Linked DNA regions of Mus musculus: regions 1, 2 and 3 are each linked to region 4. The links are chromatin loops, found by intact Hi-C in ENCODE. Cell type or tissue: left cerebral cortex. All regions are shown on one strand.

Region 1 (5,000 bases), 120 kb after region 4:
GTGGATACTTTGGTCCTTGTTAGAAGGGGGATCAAAATACTCATGGTAGGAGATACAGAGACAAAGTGTGGAGCAGAAACTGAAGGAAAGGCCATTCAGTGAGTGTCCCACCTGGGGATCCATCCCATATATAGTTACCAAACCCATGGATGCCAACAAGTGCTTGCTAACAGGAGCTGGGTATAGCTCTCTCCTGAGACAGTCTGCCAGTGTTTGACAAATGCAGAAGTGGATGCTCACAGCCATCCATTGGACTAAGCACAGAGTCCCCAATGGAGGAGCTAGAGAAAGGACTCAAGGAGCTGAAGGGGTTTGCAGCCTCATAGGAGGAAAAAACATGTGAACCAACCAGTACCCCCAGAGCTTCCAGGGACTAAACCAGCAACCAAAGAGTACACATGGAGGGACTCAAGGCTCCAGACCCATATGTAGCAAAGGATGGCCTTGTGGGACATTAATGAGTGGAGAGGCCCTTGGTCCTGTGAATGTTCGATGCCAGAACAGGGAAGCAGGAGTGGGTGAGTTAGTGAGCAGAGGGAGGGGAGATAAGGGTGTTTTTTACTTTTGTGGGGGGGATAAGAAAAGGGAATAAAATTTGAAATGTAAATAAAGAAAATATCTGCTAATAGAGATGATGATGATGGTGGTGGTGATGATGATGATGGTGGTGGTGGTGGTGGTGGTGGTGGTGATGATGATGGTGGTGGTGGTGGTAGTGGTGGTGGTGGTGGTGGTGGTGGTGGTGGTGGTGGTGGTGGTGATGATAAAGGATGGCTTAGGAGATGTAGAATAGACTGTGAAGTTCAGGGCTCTCTCCTACACACCCACATGAACCACGTCTGTGATTCACAACCACCTTTCCTTTCAAATGCAACGTGGCAGACGGAGGGCTCCTTTCCAGGGTGCCTATAATGCAGTCAATATGGGATATTTTTGAAAAGGAATATTTATTGTTTTAACAGCTGTATGTCTACTTTCTTGGATTAAAAAAAATAACTACCTGTACCCACAAATGACTTATAGGGTTTGGAAAATGTAGCTGTAAATTTCTCGACTTACAAAATCCCCCAGGTTTTCCAAATCTTTCTCCAAACCACAACATTTTTTCCATTCTACCTTACTCCTTATTCATGAAGGATTGAGAAAGCCAGCATCAGTCCTCGCAACTAGGGTTGTACTGGGATTTTAGCTGAAGGTGTACTCGCTATGGCAATTCCAGCCAGGCTGTGTCTTTTGGATGCCAGCTATCTAGAAAGAGCTAGTACCTGTAAGCTCCTCAACCCTCTGCGACTTCTCATATAATTTTCTTTAAGGTCTTTGTCTTTCTTCAAAGAGAGATTTGCTTTAAAGGGCTGCTGATAACTTTGCTGTGCTATGCTCTGTGGGCTGTTTGTAGATTCAATATGCTAACATTGTGCTAACAATATCATGACACAATTACTGGTAAATCATCATCTGATTGCCATAGACATGTCTCTCTCAAAATATTACAAATTAACATTCATGCTTTCCTTGACTCTACTGTTTTGAGCTAATGCATGTCTGCATTGTTTATCAAAAAGCACGCCATTTTCTCCTCCACCGAAAGGAAGAATAATTGTTCGTTTCTCCATCGTGAGGTAGGAAAGTCTCTTTTGACTGTAGCATTAGTTACTTTGAAAGAGATTGCTCGTGCTACTATATAGCCACTTAACATAAAATACAAATGATTCCAGGAAAAACATCTCTATGCCCTTGGAGTTGCATTATTCAAAAAGCCATTCTACTCATTCAATCCTCGCAGCTGGGAAATCACGCAACATCGTGATCAGATGAAATTGTCACATAAAATGGTAGTTGTAGATGTATTTCCAAGATGGTGGCTTAGTTACTGTTAAGGGGCCATCCCGGAATCCCGCTAAGAATAAATAAATACAAATTCTTCTTCCCAAGCCACACACCTGCCTAAAGAAGGCAACCCTAACACAGGCTCTGGCTTTAAAGCTCAAGATTCATGAAAGTGATCAGAAAGAAGGAAGGCAGGACCAGGATGGCAGAACTTGGATATGTTAGTATATACACAAACCATGGGCACAAATGGATGGAGTTAGTATAATGATAATACTGTTTTCTGATAATCCCATAGGTAATACCAAAAATATACTAAGACAGAGCTAGAGAGATTGCTCAGCGATTAAGACTACATACTTCTCTTACAGAGAACACAAAGTCTCTTAGTAGCCATATCAAGTGTTTCATAAATACCTGTAATTCTAGTTTTTGGGAATTCAATTCCATTTTCAGGTTTCTCTCTGTGTATGCATGCACATGTGAATACTTACATGCATGCATGTGGACACACACACATACATACACACACGGAAAAATATAATTAAAATTCCATATTATATATTTATATCATTTAACCTATCTATCTATCTGTCTGTCTATCTATCTATCTATCTATCTATCTATCTATCTATCTATCATCTATCTGCCTATTCATCTATCTATCTATCTATCCACCCAAACTTTACTCTTACTAGAGAAGGAATTTTAAAGACTTCAATAATCTCCATGTGCCAATATATATCTGTATCTTTGTGTACTACAGTGGTAATGCTGGTAAATGTTTAGCAAATGACTATCTTAAAACAAACTGATAGGAAACCAGATTTATAGCTATTTTTAACTTTTATAATATAAACAATCATCTAAGGATTGGATCCAAGCTACCAGCATGCCTGTCACTAAATACAAAGCTGGGGAAGAGGGCACACAATTAGCTTTTGCAAGTTAGTACTGGATATTTTTATAACACTACAATAAGATGTGTAGAATGCATGCTCAATTTAGAAAAAAAAACATTTTCAAAGAGTCACACACCTTTGAAATGAACAGATTTGTAACAAAATGTGACACATGGTTAGGATAATTTTGAGAACAGTAGAGCATGGGGGTGGAGGGTGTGAAGTTCTTGGTTCAGTATTCATTTTGATGAAACCATGTGATGCCCAATGATTGTGGCAAGCCTCTGAGGGTGGCATGAGATTTGAGGACTGAGAGACCTAGATTTGAATGTGATGTCTAACATACAATCCCATGAGTCCACAGAGAAGACACTTAGAGCTTCTCGGCCTCAATTTCTTTCTAGGTGAATCGGACGCTGAAAGTTGGTTCTTACAAAGCACCTCGTGGCCAAGGTAGTATAACATTCAATGATCATTCTCTTTCAATGTCTAAATCTCTGAAAGAATTTCTCTAATCATGTACTAAATGAAAAAAGATAAAATTCTAGGTGGTTACAAACATTTGATAAATATTTTTTAAATGGATAGAGATGTGATATTGAATTATCCCTTGGAATTTCTCCAAGATAGAAGTCACAAAAGACACCGTTCACTAAGCTGTAAAAGTACTGTCTAATAAATTATCAAGTACTGCCCATTTCTACTTTCCAAGTTATTTTATTTACTATGTCCTCTGTCTTTAACTAGGTTTCTTCTGTTTGTTTATGACATCTTTTTCTCCTAATCAGTTTTCTGTCCCTTATCTTGAAAACATCAGAACTATCCTTGATAAGACTGTTTCCTAAGAATTTCATAAATTCATTGTTTTTAATAGCTGAGTAGTACTCCATTGTGTAAATGTACCACATTTTCTGTATCCATTCCTCTGTTGAGGGACATCTGCGTTCTTTCCAGCTTCTGGCTATTATAAATAAGGCTGCTATGATCATAGTAGAACATGTGTCCTTTTTACAAGTTGGAACATCTGGGTATATGCCCAGGAGAGGTATTGCTGTATCTTCCGGTAGTACTATGTCCTATTTTCTGAGGAACCGCCAAACTGACTTCCAGAGTGGTTGTACCAGCTTGCAATCCCAGTAGCAATGGAGGAATGTTCTTCTTTCTGCACATTCTCACCAGCATCTCCTGTTACCTGAATTTTTGATCTTAGCCATTCTGACTGGTGTGAGGTGGAATCTCAGGGTTGTTTTGATTTACATTTTCCTGATGATTAAGGATGTTGAACATTTTTTTCAGGTGCTTCTCAGCCCTTCAGTATTCCTCAGTTGAGAATTCTTTGTTTAGCTTTGTACTCCATTTTGGATCTGGAGGATATCATCCTGAGTGAAGTAACCCAATCACAAAAGAACACACGTGATATGTACTCACTGATAAGTAGATTATTCCAGAAACTTAGAATACCCAAGATACAATTTGCAAAACTCATGAAACTCAAGGAGAAGGAAGACCAAAGTGTGGATACTTCATTCCTTCTTCAAAGGGGGAACAAAATACCCATCGAAGGAGTTACAGAGATAAAGTTTGGAGCTGAGACTGAAGGAAGGACCATCCAGAGATTGCCTCACCCGGGGATCCATCCCATAAACAACCACCAAACCAGACATTATTACATATGCCAGCAAGATTTTGCTGACAGGACCCTGATATAGCTGTGTCTTGTGAGGCTATACCAGTGTCTGGCAAATACAGAAGTGGATGCTCTCAGTCATCTATTGGATGGAACACAGGGCTCCCAATGAAGGAGCTAGAGAAAGTACCCAAGGAGCTAAAGGAGTCTGCAACCCTATAGGAGGAACAATAATATGAACTAACCAGTACCCCGGAGCTTGTATCTCTAGTTGCATATGTAGCCAAGGATGGCCTAGTAGGCCATCAATGGGCAGAGAGGTCCTCGGTCTTGTGAAGATTATATGCCCTAGTACAGGGGAATGCCAGGGGCAGGAAGCAGGAGTGGGTGGGTTGGGGAGCAGGGCTGGGGGAGGGTATGGGGACTTTCTGGATAGCATTTGAAATGTAAATGAAGAAAATATCTAATAAAAATTGTTTTTGAAAAAACAATTGCTTTCCAAATTACTATCCCTCATGCCCCTCACATTCTGTTATACTTGGTAATTTCAAAGTGCATGATAAAGATCTTTTCATGTTGGTGTCACATACTTCAGAGCCATCAGTGGACTAGACCCTCTGAGGCACTGTTCCTACTGTATAAGA
Region 2 (5,000 bases), 81 kb before region 4:
AAATGACACGAAGCCTGCATTCAAGTTACTACAGTAAGGGGAAAGACTTTGCTGTGGAACTACTCAGACAAATACAGCAGAATGAGTCTTGGGAATAGAAAACTCCCAAGAGGAACATGATTGACTATCAAGGAAAGGAGATTTGTGTTAAGCCAGCCTAAGAGAATTTTTTGAAAAGCAGGCCAAATACTTCGATGATGAATTTGAATGATATCAAAGGCGAGAAGAGTCTTATTAAACTGACTCAGTGGAGGTCTTGCCAAATTTGAGCTTAATAGTCTTGGAGACAGATTGATAGTGGCATAGTTGAGATAGTGACTGAAGTTTAGTGCAAGAGTGCACCTTTGCTCATGCCTGCATTGCAATAGGATCTCTATAAGAAGCACGCGGCTGCCCTGGGGGGTGCTACACAGCTACGGTGTGCCTTGAGATGCGTTTACTCATCTCTGTGTATAAGGTATATGGCAGGTTGTGGCTAAGCTCTAGTAATTCTAAGGAATAACAAATAGCAGGGGCCAGATGGTGTAGGAATTCATACTGGGTGAGAGGGGAATCCTCCGAAGTGCTGAGCAGCAAAATGATCCGACTGGATGCCCAGAAAGACAGATGGAAAGTGTCTTTCTGGAGTAGCATGCTGCAGAAACGTGGAGAGCAGTCAGGAGCTTCCTTCACTGGTCCAGATACCAATGAATGCTGACTGGCCCCGTGGTCAGCAACCATTGTGGTAGTGGTTGGATTCTGATATAATTACAAGGTAGATGAAACAAGCTTTTCTGACGGTCCAGACTTAAGGCATATCAGAAAGAACAAAGTCCAAGGAGGGCCTTAAAATTTTTACCTGCCAATTTGCTAAACGCATGAAGCTCAAGAAGAACGAAGACTAAAGTGTGGACATTTTGCCCCTTCTTAGAATTGGGAACAAAACATCCATGGAAGGAGTTACAGAGACAAAATTTGGAGCTGTGACAAAAGGATGGACCATCTAGTGATTGCCATATCCAGGGTTCCATCCCATAATCAGCTTCCAAATGCTGACACCATTGCATACACTAGCAAGATTTTGCTGAAAGGACCCAGATATAGCTGTCTCTTGTGAGACTATGCCGGGGCCTAGCAAACACAAAAGTGGATGCTCACAGTCAGCTATTGGATGGATCACAGGGCCCGCAATGGAGGAGCTAGAGAAAGCACCCAAGGAACTAAAGGGATCTACAACCCTATAGGTGGAACAACATTATGAACTAACCAGTAACCCCTGGAGCTCTTGTCTCTAGCTGCATATGTATCAAAAGATGGCCTAGTCGGCCATCACTGGAAAGAGAGGCCCATTGGACACGAAAACTGTATATGCCCCAGTACAGGGGAACGCCAGGGCCAAAAAAAAAAGGGAGTGGGTGGGTAGGGGAGTGGGGGGGAGGGTATGGGGGACTTTTGGGAGAGCATTGGAAATGTAAATGAGGAAAATACCTAATTAAAAAAAAAAGAAAAAAAAAAGATTTTTACCTGCCTTTGGAAGAATGGCTTTTCTTCTTCTGAGATGACCAAGGGTGAGCGAGGGGAACAGAGTTGGGGTAGAAGACCAAAGCTTCTGTTTGTCACTTCTTAGACTGTAACCCAGACACCCAGTAAGATGGTGAATGGCCGTTGGAGATACTCATCTGTCATGGAGGAGCCTGGGGCTGCAAGTCTGGGTGTCGTTGGCGTGTATGCAATATTTTCCCCCTTGTTTTTGTTTAAAATTTTTTCCTTAAAATTTTCCTTTAAATTTTTAAAAATCCTTTCCCCTTGTTTTTTTAAAATTTTAATTTAATTTTACTAATTTCTGTTTCCTCCTTCCTCTGACCCATCCCATGTCCTCCCTGTCCAGTGCATCCTGTGTCTCCCCATAATACCTCCCATGTTCAAAGCCTCTTTTTCTATAATTATATATAGAAGGAGAGGGAAAAGAAGAGGGAGAGGGAGAGGGAGAAAGAGGAGGAGAGAATGGTTTCTATAGTCAATTTGAAAATCTGACAAAACTAAAATATAATTATACATACACCTACACATCGGCTCTATCTCCTTTGGTCTGTTCCCTTGGGCAAGATGGGTGAAATCTTGGAGTCCCCTCACTAAGACAGAGGTATTTTATTCTTGCCTGGGTAGACGTGGCTCAGCTGCTGCCCTGAGCAGTGTCAGAAGCTTACTGGCTTTCACACAGACACAGCAAAAGCAGGGCTGGACTTCTGTTAATGAGAAATGAGTGGGTAGGTGTGTTGACAGCAATTAGGGCGTGAGCAGAGGGGAGTCAGGATGACCCAGGCAAACAGAGGCATTAGGAGACAGACTCTTTGTATATCGTCTCCAGTGGTTTGACCTGAACTGGCCCAGCGTGTCAGGTCCTAGGTTCAGGATACTGGGTTGTCCCCTTCCTTTCCCCTCTTTAGGCTGTGTGAAGATGACACCTGGTACTCTGAGCTTGCATCTGCTGACAACTTGGTTCTATTTTTTTCCTACTCTGTTCAATTTCAGTTCCTGGCATGCTCAACTGAGGTTTGAAAGTGACACCCCAGCTGGTCCCCTCTATGCCCACTCTTACTGATTATTTTTGAAATCCCTTCTGCTTGGCAAGACTTTCTTTAGTTCTCGCTATGTAGTCTTCTGCAGCCCTCTCTGTTTTGACACAGCAGCGTACTCGGAGCCTTCCACCAACAGTCCTCTTTGTTATTGAACATCTGTCTTCAAGGCTTCAAATTTTGTTGTTGGTAGATGTCCAGCTATCCTTGAAAGGAGCTGGGCCTCTTGGTAGTTTCAGTTCTAGGCCAAGGAATATACAGGACCCCTGTGTTTTAACACAACTCTAGCCAGCAAAGTGCTTTATATTAGTGAAACGCTCATAAAGATGGAATAGCCTTAAATTGCTTTAATGAAGGTTTTCGTTGCCAGGATTTGCCAAATCCGGAATACAGCACATCCTTATTGTCCTGGCCATCAAATATCAAGTCATAGAAAAATTAATTGGAAATGAATGTAGATGGTAGATTATTATTATTATTTTAGATCTGCTACTAGAGTTATTCCTGGGAAGGGAGCTATTTTCAGAAAGTATTTGCTTTGAGGGCTTGCAGGAGTCTAGGGGACTGAAAGGATTTAGAACTATCTGTGCATGAGACCTTGATACTAGAGAACAAGTAAAAGAGAAATGGGCTGGGATGATGTCCAAAGTCCACTGAGGTAGCCCTGCTGGAGGTGGGGACACCCAAGGAGTGTTGTGCACAGCATTGGCAGCTGCCCATTTCGGGGGCTGGCTTTTAGTGATGTCACTCTTAAGTTTTCTGGTCTTTGATTAAATTTGTTGAGCTTCCCAAAGCATGTTTTTCAAAGCGATGTATAAGGTGTGTGTGTGTGTGTGTGTGTATGAATCTGCACGCATGAATGGTTGCAAGGATATACATGTGTGGTGAATAGGTATTTGTGAGAGAAAGACACACAGGGAAAGGGAGAGGCAGAGACAGAAGCAGAGAAACAGAACAGTTTATGTAGAAGCAAGAATCCAAGTTTTTCCTTAGGAGGACCATGACATCACACAATAGGATGGATGGTCATGTAGAAAGAGCTGGTTCAGCAGGAGCAATCCTGAATTCAAAATGGTAGAAAGGAATGGACTCAGTCTATGGAAGGCTAAAATGAAATGAGAGTCACAGCCAATCTCATCTAGATTGTAAGGAGTTTGGGAATGCCAGGGCCTCTTCTTAAGTCTCCATTGAGTCCTAGCAAAACACAAATGCCAAGTGTTAATTCCGTTACTATCCAAGCATGGCTACCTTCCATTCTTAACTCAGCAAATAATCTAGACTGGTCCTTTACCTTGGATTTCCTGCCTGGTTGTCGTCCTGCGAGGACTTTCTATCTCCCCATTTTCCTCTTTAGCCTCATTTTAGCGCACAGAAATTTCGAGGGGAGGGCATGGTTTCTGTAGTGGTTTGGATGCCAGCTCATTTTCAACAACACTTTGATTTAGAGACCTGAAGGAAGAGTTCATAGCTGCCATGGTTGTGCACACCTGCAATCATGTTACTCTGGAGAACAGGGCAGGAAGTTCATGAGGTAGAGGCTAGCCTAGGCTACACAGCAAGTTCAAGGGCACACTGAGCTACATGAGGAAGCTTGGTCTTTAAACAACCAACCAACAAGGAGAGTGCAGTTCCATAAAGGTGGCTTCGTTTACGTAGACTGACTAGAACACTGGTTTTGTAAGATGAGGTTTTCCATGGGAGATTCTGAATGGCTGAATGACGAGACCCCAGTACAGTGTTTTCCCTGCAACCTCACATGGCTTTACAGCCATGCATTTCTATCTTATAACAACAGGGTCAACACCACCCATCTCTACCCACTGTCCTGGGTGGGGTCAGTCCCTGCTGCTGATGCCCAGTCATTAGACATGAGTCAGACAGGATACAGATAAACCTATGTGGAGGACTCCCGTGAGTGAGATTTCCAGAATGAAAATAGATGCACATGCAAAATTCACAAGGACACTATCACAGCTATTTAAGACCCAATAAAAGTCCACTGTCATAAGCACCACCTAGTTTCCTGGCACCTAATAAATACATCGGAGAACCAGGAAGAGTGAGAAGCATGATTGGGTCCTCAGCTTGTATGCATGCATGTATGTATGTATGTATATTACTACTATAAACTGTCTAAATGAATCTTTGGGACAAGCTTATATTGCTAAATGGGGTAGAAAAACTTTACCCAAAGTTTATTTTCCTGACACTCTTTATGTGATTGTTTTGGGACGTATTGTATAATATATGTCAGAATTCTTCTATGAGAGTCAACAGCCAAGCAGGCAATCTGCAGCTTGACTCTTGTTGGCTCTTAGATTTTGGACAATGCGATTTCTTTGGGCATTCAGTTTCCCATGTGTTAAAAGAATTAGTCTACTAATGCTATGCGTATTGCAATGCTATGGGTATTGCGCAGGTGAAGTGGGATAATGTAACATGTGA
Region 3 (5,000 bases), 55 kb after region 4:
CTTCTTCCCCTTTTAGGGCATACCCTCAATGACTTAAAAAATTCCAAATCTTAAAAGCGTCCACCACCTTCCAGCAGTGCCAAGCAGCTGACTAAGTGTGTAAGACATGAGCCCTTGGGAAGAACATTATAGATCTAAAGTGAGGCCATCATCTAGTCAGCAGACCCCAGTATGGCATTTTTGACAAACTAATAAACTGTGGTTTGGGCCGTTAGCATCACTCTTGATTTTCATGAAATCTGCTGTCGCCCAATTCTACAGCTATCAAAGGCTCCATTGCGTGAACTCTGTCTCCGTAACACTGTGGCCTCCTCCAGTACTCGCTCCATCTCTGCTTCTCCAATTGCTTTATTATGTTGCTCAAATTTGTTGAATTTGAAAAGATTTCAAGTCCTCCTCCCATTCTCTTTGTCTGCTAGGGTTTTATACTCGGAATAGTTCCTTTACTGCCAGCTTAATGTGTTTTCGTGAGAGGGAGAAGTTATAGATGGGTTTTAACTGAAACCATTTTTTCTGAATTCCTTTTTTTTTTTTTCTTTAGCAATTGAAACCTCTGACATGACAGATCTTTTAAAGCATTTCTGCTGTAAGTACTTGGCCTGAATTTGTTGCTTTTTAGCTCCAGATGAGACATCTTTGCCTTGGTTTGTGGCAGGAACTAGAGCTGCTACCATCTCCTTTACTAGATGAATTTGGTTCTGGCCTTTGCAAATAGAGGGCTCTCTCTGGAGGGATGCGAGCAGGGAAAGAGCATCCCTACCCCTGCCCTCCCACGTCCAATGACTACTGGGATCTGGTGGGAAAAGGCAGTGTGTGGAGTCACAGTGACAGAAACATTCAGAGAGTATGGCAGGTACCACAGTAGAAAACAAAGCTGGAGGAAGTACCCAGGGAGCTGGGAGGATCTGTAACCCTATAGGTGAAACAACAATATGAACTAACCATTAACCCCCCCACCCCCACCCCCAGAGCTCGTGTCTCTAGCTGCATATGTATCAGAAGATGGCCTAGTCGGCCATCAGTGGAAAGAGAGGCCCATTGGTCATGCAGACTTTATATGCCTCAGTACAGGGGAATGACAGGGCCAAGAGGTGGGAGTGGGTGGGTGGGGGAGTGGGTGTGGGAGGGTGTGGGGGACTTTTGGGATAGCATTGGAAATATAAATGAAATAAATATCCAATAATAAAAAAAAAGAAAAAAAAGAAAACCCCCATCACATTTTCAGTATCACACTAATAGAAATCTTCTCTCTGAAGTATGACAATGGCCTCAGACAGTGTATAGATGAATATGCAAGGGTAGTCCCAGACATAGGCTACATGCTAACTCCAGTTTTTTTAAAATATTTTTTATTATTACGTATTTTCCTCAATTACATTTAGAATGCTATCCCAAAAGCCCCCCATACCCCCCCTCCACTTCCCTACCCACCCATTCCCATTTTTTGGCCCTGGCATTCCCCTGTACTGGGGCATATAAAGTTTGCGTGTCCAATGGGCCTCTCTTTCCAGTGATACATCTTTTGATACATATGCAGCTAGAGTCAAGAGCTCCAGGGTACTGGTTAGTTCATAATGTTGTTGCACCTACAGGGTTGCAGATCTCTTTAGCTCCTTGGATACTTTCTCTAGCTCCTCCATTGGGAGCCCTGTGATCCATCCATTAGTTGACTGTGAGCATCCACTTCTGTGTTTGCTAGGCCCCGGCATAGTCTCACAAGAGACAGCTATATCAGGGTCCTTTCAGCCAACGCTTGCTAGTGTATGCAATGGTGTCATTATTTGGAGGCTAATTATGAGATGGATCCCTGGATATGGCAGTCTCTAGATGGTCCATCTTTTTGTCTCAGCTCCAAACTTTGTCTCTGTAACTCCTTCCATGGGTGATTGTTTCCAATTCTAAGAAGGGGCAAAGTGTCCACACTTTGGTCTTAATTCTGGCGAAAGGCAAACGTAAGAATCCTACTAACAGAAATCAAGACCACTCACCATCATCAGAATGCAGCACTCCCACCCCACCTAGTCCTGGGCACCCAAACACAACCGAAAAGCTAATTCCAGTTTTGATGCATTCTTTTATCCCTTAGTTGGCAATCCCTTGTACCCAGTCAGAAAGTCTTTCTATTAAAATTCCCTGTTAAGATTAACAGTGTAGTTTCTGTCTCCTGTCTGGACTCTGATGATTGCAATGGCACTTTGAACAAACATGTGGCTTGCATGTTGGGCTAGGAGACAGCTGTTGCTCTCAATCTGACAACTCTGGAGGAAGGGAAAGAGACACAACGAACATACTTCTGAATGACTAAATTGATAAACCCACAAACGTTGCAGGCAAGATCTTCTCTAATTGTAGCAGGTCTTTTGGGAAAGCAATCAAAGGAAATCGAGAAGAAGAGGAAAGAACTCTCTCTCCTTATCAATTATAAACCACACAGTTTGCAGGACTTTCCTCGAGTTACTGAGTCAAATGCTCAGGTTTATTTTAGTGCAATTTCCTCAAGATCTTTAGGTAAATTGGAGTCTATAAAAGGATGCAGGCTATTTCTTCCCAGGTCCTGTCTCCCCTAGATTCCACATGCATGTGTCTATCTATGGATGCCTGTGTCAAGTGCTCTCTAGGCTGTCAGTCTCACCCCTCCCCCAACTCTCTCCAGGCTGAGTACATAGCAATTCATTAGCTTCCTGCTTTCTAAATGCTTGCTGCATTCTTGACTCATCTCCCGGAGATTATCCCATCATCTTTATTGGAGATTTGGGTGTCTGCAAATTCTTTAGTGACACATTTACAGGCTGCTTTTCCTTTGTGCTCACAGATGGCTAATCACAATCATACCACATATTTTACTAGCTGGATTCTCAGAGGGTAACCTCTTTTCCTAGGGTTTTCACCTCTCTCGATACATTGTCAATTCTTTGAATAGAGGCTATTATAAGAAAAAAAATGTATGACAGTGGATGCTTTGGGATGCGTCCCAAAGTCATGGCTGTAGCACCTTCTGCAAACTAGAACTGTGCTAGAGACATTTCTGCCAAGTTCCCCACAGCCTTTAATTCCTGTGGCAGGATGGGGAGGGAAGCATAGGGAAGGAGCATGCTCACGGGCAGCCCTGGTGTAAAAGTGTCAGCAGCTGGCAAAGTCTCTGCCCTCACTGTTCATCAATTTTCCTCTTCATTATGATACAAGCCGGGAAGGTTGAAGGGTCAAGTGTTTGAGGTGATGAATGAAGACAGAACAGTAAGCAGGAGACGCCTTATTGCTGGTGTCAGATTTAAATCTCTATAGGGGAAACGGGGGAGAGGGAAGGCATTACTTTTGCCTTGCTCACTGAAGTTGAGGGTTTGAAGGGACCTGGATCGCCAGCTGAGCAATTTCTACCGCCCTCCCCTCTGCTTCGGGCCAACGAATACATTTTTACAGATAGACTATGGGATCCACAAAACATCCCGCAAGTATACACAATGGGGGGAGATTGTCCTTTCTCGATATAAAAGTAAACCTAGGTCAGCCTGGAAAATGGGAAGTTGCCTCAGAAATGGACCATTCTCTAAGGCAGGATACTGTGATGTATTGACATGAGCCAAGAGAGAAAGCATTTAGCAGAAAGAAGTTGGAATGGCGAGGCCTGTGTGGGCTTCCTCATTCTGCAAGGAGTCTCCAGCTACAAGCTCATCTCTCTCACTCCCCTTTTCCACAGAGAAGAGGCAGGGGCATCAGCCACTAGCATCTTTACTCCTTTCTTTCCACTTCAATTCCATCGCTATCAAGTAAATACCTAGTTCTCATCTTGCTTGCTGTATGAACTCCAAGCAGACATAGTGGCTCCTTTTCAAATGTGCCTACCTTATCCGTGAGATTGCTAGTTAAGCACGAGAAATGAACAAGTTAGCACTGTGGACTTAGTGAACAGGCATTTGAGACCAAAGGAGCTAAGGAACCAATTGTCTGACTTGTTAGACCATGGTGGGGATAAGTTAGGCCTTCATGACACTTCTATATAATGCTAAAATATTTCTCTCTTATCATAACATGTATTCAGCAAGTAATACTAAAATATTTCATCTTTCTAATCATAGCATGTGTTCAACAAACTTTACTGCTTAGAAACTTAATTGTAGGAGGGAAGGGTATATAAACAGAAATCATGAAGGAAGAAGACTACCATAATGAAGAAACCACATTTTTTTTTAGACTATAACCATGGTCTTGGGGCTTTTAGAGGCTCACAGGCACAAAATTGTCAGTCTCTGTGTCTGATGGTTTCACATAGAAATTGATGATGGCAGCTGGGCAGGGGCAGTGCATACTTTAATCCCAACTCTTGGTAGATAGAGGCAGGCAGATCTTATATGAGTTTAAGACCAGCCTGTCAAAGTGAGTTCCAGGACAGCCTGGGCTACACAGTGAAACCCTGTGTCAAAACAATCAAACAAAAACTAACAAACAAAAAGCAATTAAAGATAACAAAAGTATTCATGGAATAGAGTTGTTGTGAGTACAGAAATTATTCAGTCTGTAAAGGGTTTGGCAGGTGAGTGTAAGAACCCAAGTTCTATCCCCAGGACCATTATAAATAAGACAAGATTGGAAGTGCACATTTGGAATCCTGGTGCTGAGGAATCAGAGGCAGGCAGGTCCCTGGTGCTTACTGGCTTGTCAGTCGGGCTAATCTGGACGCTTCTCCCTATGTGCACATATGAGCAAACACACACACACACACACACACACACACACACACACACACACAGAGAGAGAGAGAGAGAGAGACAGAGACAGAGACAAAGACAGAGACAGAGACAGAGAGACAGAAACAGAGAGAGACAGAGAGACATCGAGACAGAGAGAGATACAGATACATACACACACAGACATACATGCACAGAGACAGAAACACACATAGAGACAAAGAGAGAGAGACACACACATACACAGAAGCAGAGAGACAGACACACATACATATACAGACAGACATACACAGAGACAGAGAGACAGACACATACACA
Region 4 (5,000 bases):
CTGTTGCTTTTGCACAACATTAAACTCCCATGTGCTTTAACTATAAGCTGAGCTGGGGATAGGAGGGATATGAAATAATACATGAGAAAGGACAGAAAAACGCACGAACGTTTGGAACATGAGTGGGAAGTAAGTATCACTCTGAGCGTGAGCAAGATTGAGAAGGGAAAACGGAATAATTACTGGACACAAAACTAGTCCATCCCAGCACTGCTATGGAAATCAGTATGTAAGAGGCAAACAAATTGCATCCGCCATGGCTAAAGGTGGAAATAGGAGGCCTGGAAAGTATTCCCTCACGTTCTTCAGTCTGCCCACACGACAGGAAAGTTCCTCACACTGCACTCTCAAAACCATTTATCTGGAGTGACTCTCATTTTACAAATGAGGAAACTGGTAGAGAATCTGATGTCAGAAACAGCGCACGCCACGGTATCATGTGACTCTTCCAACCTATAAATGGTAAGTGTGATGACATTTATTCTGAGCATTGTCAACCTCCTAGGCATAACTAACCAATTCCAGATGTAGCTTTGGAATTCTCCTCCGTGCAGTAACAAGCTGTGAACAATTGATTGGAGATGACATGTAAGCTGCACTTTACTGGCCATTTCTGTTCTGAACATCGATGTGGTTTTCTCTCCTAAATATTCACATGTAGAGACCGGTAGAACGGAAATTGTTCTGAGAGGTGTAGCATTTAAGTTCGCACGTAAAGAAGGGATAGAAGACTTTTGTGAGGTGTTATCTTTTATTTTTGTCTGTTATGTTAGTCTATTGGTATTTCTGAATGACATATAATTCCAAATCTGAGGAACAAGACTAGGAGAGAGGGAGGGAAAGCAAGAGGGGGAGGAGGAGGGGGAGAGGGGGAGAGGGAGAGAGGAGAAGGGGGGGGAGAGGGAGAGAGGAGAAGGGGGGAGAGGGAGAGAGGAGAAGGGGGGGAGAGGGAGAGAGCGCGCATTCAAAGGGTTCCATATATCAGCATAGTTTGGCAGATCAGTGAAAGCCAAGGGTCTTGCACAGAGAATGGCCCAGGTTGGTCCTGCAAAGACATGATACTTTTTAAGTCTTGCATCATACTTAAGTCTTCCTCAAATCCGTGGAACTAAATGGTAAGCAGAGATTATTTGATGGACAAGGATGAGTTTTGATAGAGCCTTCAGTTGGGCCGTTGGCAGGTTTATAGAACTTCCTGTTGTAGGTGTGAGCTCACTGCTCTCATCTGCGAGGCACTCGCTTTACCCTGGTGAGCTCCAGAGGATTCTCCATGCATTATCATGTTTCACTCTCCTGGGCACCAGAGTCTATCTTTAAGTCGTTTTCCTTCTATAATTGCCAAGATCAGAGCCTCCCCCCCCCCCCATTACAATTCTGGCCTGGAGAAACTCTCCTCTCTAATGACTTTTGTGTGTTTCTGGAGCCCCTGCAGCTGCATCATTTGTTTGGGTAGTGTTGAGCGATACTACATCATGTGCTGCCTTGATTTGGCTCCCCCTAAAAGGTAATTTGATCCCTCTATTCAGGGGTACATCATTGCTCCTCTGTGTTTGGCTCTCAGCCTTTCACATTGTCCCCATTTTTCCCTTTCTCTGCAAAAATAATCCACAGTCAGATGCGATCAGCTGAAAGGCTCACTTTGGTATTTTTCAGAAGCCCACACATGCCTCGGTGCCACCTTTGTTTGCTTCCAGCTGAGCAGAGACTGAATCTGATGGTGGCTGGTGGGTATCTTGGCCCCCATTGTTCTTGGAATTCCTGAATACTCCCTATCCTCTCTCTCACTGCTTTCGCTTGAGCAGTTAAACCCATTTAAAGCCAGAGAAGACTGAGGCACTTTGAGGCTCTTTTCTCAAAGGAGCTGTGTGACTCATATAGTATAAGCTGTAATTACGCAATTCTGGAGTTCAAACAATAGCTGACATTTGAGAGAGAGAGAGGAAAAGAGAGAGAGAGAGAGAGAGAGAGAGAGAGAGAGAGAGAGAGAGAGAGAGAGAGAGAATAAGAAAGGGTTCTGTTTTTTTTTTTTGACCAGAGGCTCCCCCTTGGGTGGGAGAGAGAAGATCCAGTTTGGGAGCTGGGAGTGGAGGAGGCTGCTTCATTTGGAATCCTGCTCCCCCGCACCGTTCCTGGGGGAGGCGCATGCATACATTTGTTGGCAAGCACAGTGCATCAGGCTCTGTTCTGGTGCTGCAGTTATTCAGATGAGCAAGAAGGGACTTTTGCCTTTTATGCTTTAGTCTAATGAAGGAGATAACTTAAATGATTATTATAGCAATAATAGCTGGTACATTGACCTAACATGAATTCTGGAAATGTTTAGGACCAAAGTCTTCCTTTCTCCAACACTCATTTATTCCTACTGTGTGGGGCTGATTTTCCCAATCCTTGGATGAAATCCAGGAAAATTCTCATGGGTTTTGGTTATAATTAAAAGGTTTCTCATTGCTTTCAGCCAGAGAAACAACCTCAATTATTTTAACTCCTAAACTATAATGGAAAAAAAAAACCCCTCAGCTTTACTTTAGTTTCATTTTTTTTCTATTTTTGTGAATATACAAAATAGAGATGTTGTAACTAATAATTGGTTATCATTTAATGTTCAATATATGTTTATGGCACAAAATGTTTAATTGAGTTAAGCATTTTTATTTTTCCTCAAATATTTGCTATTTCTTCATTTTTTTATGCCACATTTCCCCCTACTAATCCTTTGAGATGTACACTATATAATTCTTGGCCACAGTTACTGTACCAAGCACTGCTTGTAACCTTCTCACATTAACCCCACTGGTAACTCAAGCCCTACCCTGTCTCCAGCCTCTAGTAAGTACTGTTCTCTGTTTTACTTTCAACTCCTCTAAGATCATTGCTTTAGGTTCCACTTGGGAGCAAGACCATGTGTAGCTTGTGTTTCTAAGGCTCCCTTCTGTCAGCTGACTCCTACTGTAAGGGAAAGGTTAGCAGGTAGAGGCTGGTGACCCAAAAGGAAACTTTAGTCAGTTTTCTGTTACTTTAACACATACCGGAAGAGAATCGCTTATACAGAAGAAAGCTTACTTTGACTCCATTATGGAAGCTTTACTTCATGGTCAGTTGGGCCTATGGCAAAATCATGAGTCATGAAAAGACTGCATGGTAGAATAGAACCTTCAGAGACAGAGACAGAAACAGAAAGCAAAAGAGGGGAAGGAAGGGGCGAGATCCCAGCAAAACCTTTCAAGGGAATGGTCCCAGTGACCCATTAGACCAGGCAAAGGTTTCATTCACCATGGTCAAGTAGTGCCACCAGGGGGGCCAGGTGGTTAACTACAGTTCCCTAGGAGAAACATTAAATCCAAGTGACTGCACCAGTACAGCATCTTATTCCTCTGTCTAAGCTATCCAGGTGTTTACCACTCATTTGAGGTATGTGTGTGTGTGTGTGGGGGGGGGGGGGGTTAAGGCCTTAAGATGATGTATGGTTCTTACTAATTGTGGAATATATAATAATGGCTTCCCAAAATGTTTCCAGTTGATTTCCTAGAACTGATGAATAGATTGTGTTGCATGGTAAAGGATAATTAATGGGTTGATTTGAGATTGTCAATCATCCAACCTTGAGATGGGAACCTTATTTTGGATTACCTGTGTGGGATAAATATAATCCCAAAGGCTCTTGAATGTTGAGAGGAAAGGCTTTAGAGTGTCACTGTGATGTGTTATAACATGAAAAATACGACTGTTACTGGATTTGAAGAGGGAAGATGACTGTGAGCCAAGATGTCTTCTGATGCTGGAACAAGGACAAAGACCTATACTCTTTCTTATAGATTCTAGGATGGAAAACATCCTTATCTCATTGAAATTCACTGCAGGCTTCTGACCTCCAGAGAAGTAATATATTTGAGCCCCTAAATTAGTGATGAGTTGTTATAGCAACCACACAAACTCATATACTGACTAAATGTGACTTAAGTTTGCCATGCTTCCCTTGGGTTGGACAGCTTACAGCAGTTTCTTCTTCTCCTGGGGTTGTTCTTTTTTTTCTCTGATCCCCAAATCCACTTCTCTCATATTACACCCTCTAATCCTCCTAGTGCATGCAGTTCATTTTTGATGTTTCCTTAATATAGGAGAATGAATGTCTGTTTTAAGTGGTTATTTGTGGTTACCCTTATCTCTTAGGCACTTCTAACTTATTTGCTTAAAGTATTCGTTACTGATGACCCTTTAGGTCTTCCGAGATCATCTTACATGTTGTACATGGTCGACAAACACCACTGATCCCTGTTGGCACAGGCTAATCTGTTTTTGTTCTTCCTCCATCCCACAGCAGAGAACAAGTGATGTTCTTCATGGTTCTGGGGACATAAACTACACACCGGCTCTTCCAAGTGGTCATGGTGACTGAAGCCTTTTCCTGACTTTGAGATGACTGAGGGACACATTTTCCTTTGGGAAGGCAAACCATAACCCTTTCCACCCTCACTGTGAGCGAGGAGCAAGGAGTTCCAGGGTCCATTTATATTTGCTTGGCAAGTCCTGTTTAGTAGTTTGAAATGTGAACATAGTCTCTTAATACACACACACACACACACACACACACACACACACACACACACACCAGAATGAAAAAGGTAGAATAAATGGAACAACACATATAGCAATGTCTTATGGTAACTCTCAAAAATTAACTTTTTTTGGAACTCAGCTCTGACCTACAAATAGGGAGTAATATGTTGCTTAAGAGCAAAAGGGCACAGAAAATCCTACAGTCCCACAATGGAGCCAGCACAATGTGGTACAAGGTCATGCTCACTGCTTCTCTAAAGAAGAGTTTCTGCCCCTTCTCCTCACTTCTCAGATACCTTCTTTCCTTCAAGTTCCTATCCATGGTGTCTGGTGTCACCTTCTCTGCTCACTCTTCCCTGGTGACTGAGGCACTGGCTTCCCTCTCCTAAATGTCTCCCCCACTCCCTCCACAATCTGGACCATTTGCTAATTGCTTTGTGCATATT

The links. Hi-C counts contacts between places; a loop is a spot of excess contacts. Peaks named below come from ENCODE experiments on the same cell type or tissue, not always from the same donor. Only the 100,000 strongest peaks of a DNase experiment are listed, where the experiment ranks them.
Region 1: it touches region 4 in a loop (9-fold over the local background); 3 of 42 quality-filtered maps call a loop at or near these places.
Region 2: a loop joins it to region 4, with 11 times the contacts of the local background. A loop is called at or near these places in 2 of 42 quality-filtered maps.
Region 3: a loop joins it to region 4, with 6 times the contacts of the local background. A loop is called at or near these places in 3 of 42 quality-filtered maps.

Annotation. Positions count from the first base shown.
Region 1 is chr12:97,981,518-97,986,517 of GRCm38, reverse strand. No RefSeq gene overlaps it. Among named protein-coding and RNA genes, the nearest start is that of Gm35326, 110 kb to the right of the region's middle. In left cerebral cortex, no CTCF peak of the experiment used is centred here; a DNase peak (open chromatin) is centred at 2,955.
Region 2 is chr12:98,184,881-98,189,880 of GRCm38, reverse strand. No RefSeq gene overlaps it. Among named protein-coding and RNA genes, the nearest start is that of Galc, 72 kb to the left of the region's middle. In left cerebral cortex, no CTCF peak of the experiment used is centred here; DNase peaks (open chromatin) are centred at 488, 2,225 and 2,547; H3K27ac peaks cover 1,587 bases.
Region 3 is chr12:98,048,373-98,053,372 of GRCm38, reverse strand. No RefSeq gene overlaps it. Among named protein-coding and RNA genes, the nearest start is that of Gm47415, 58 kb to the left of the region's middle. In left cerebral cortex, no CTCF peak of the experiment used is centred here; DNase peaks (open chromatin) are centred at 308, 2,709 and 3,009; H3K27ac peaks cover 1,175 bases.
Region 4 is chr12:98,103,732-98,108,731 of GRCm38, reverse strand. Gm47415 (predicted gene, 47415) reads left to right here and starts at 139. Exons shown (of 3, transcript NR_168899.1): 1 at 139-462. In left cerebral cortex, a CTCF peak has its summit at 2,058; DNase peaks (open chromatin) are centred at 297, 1,273, 1,729 and 2,121; H3K27ac peaks cover 2,326 bases.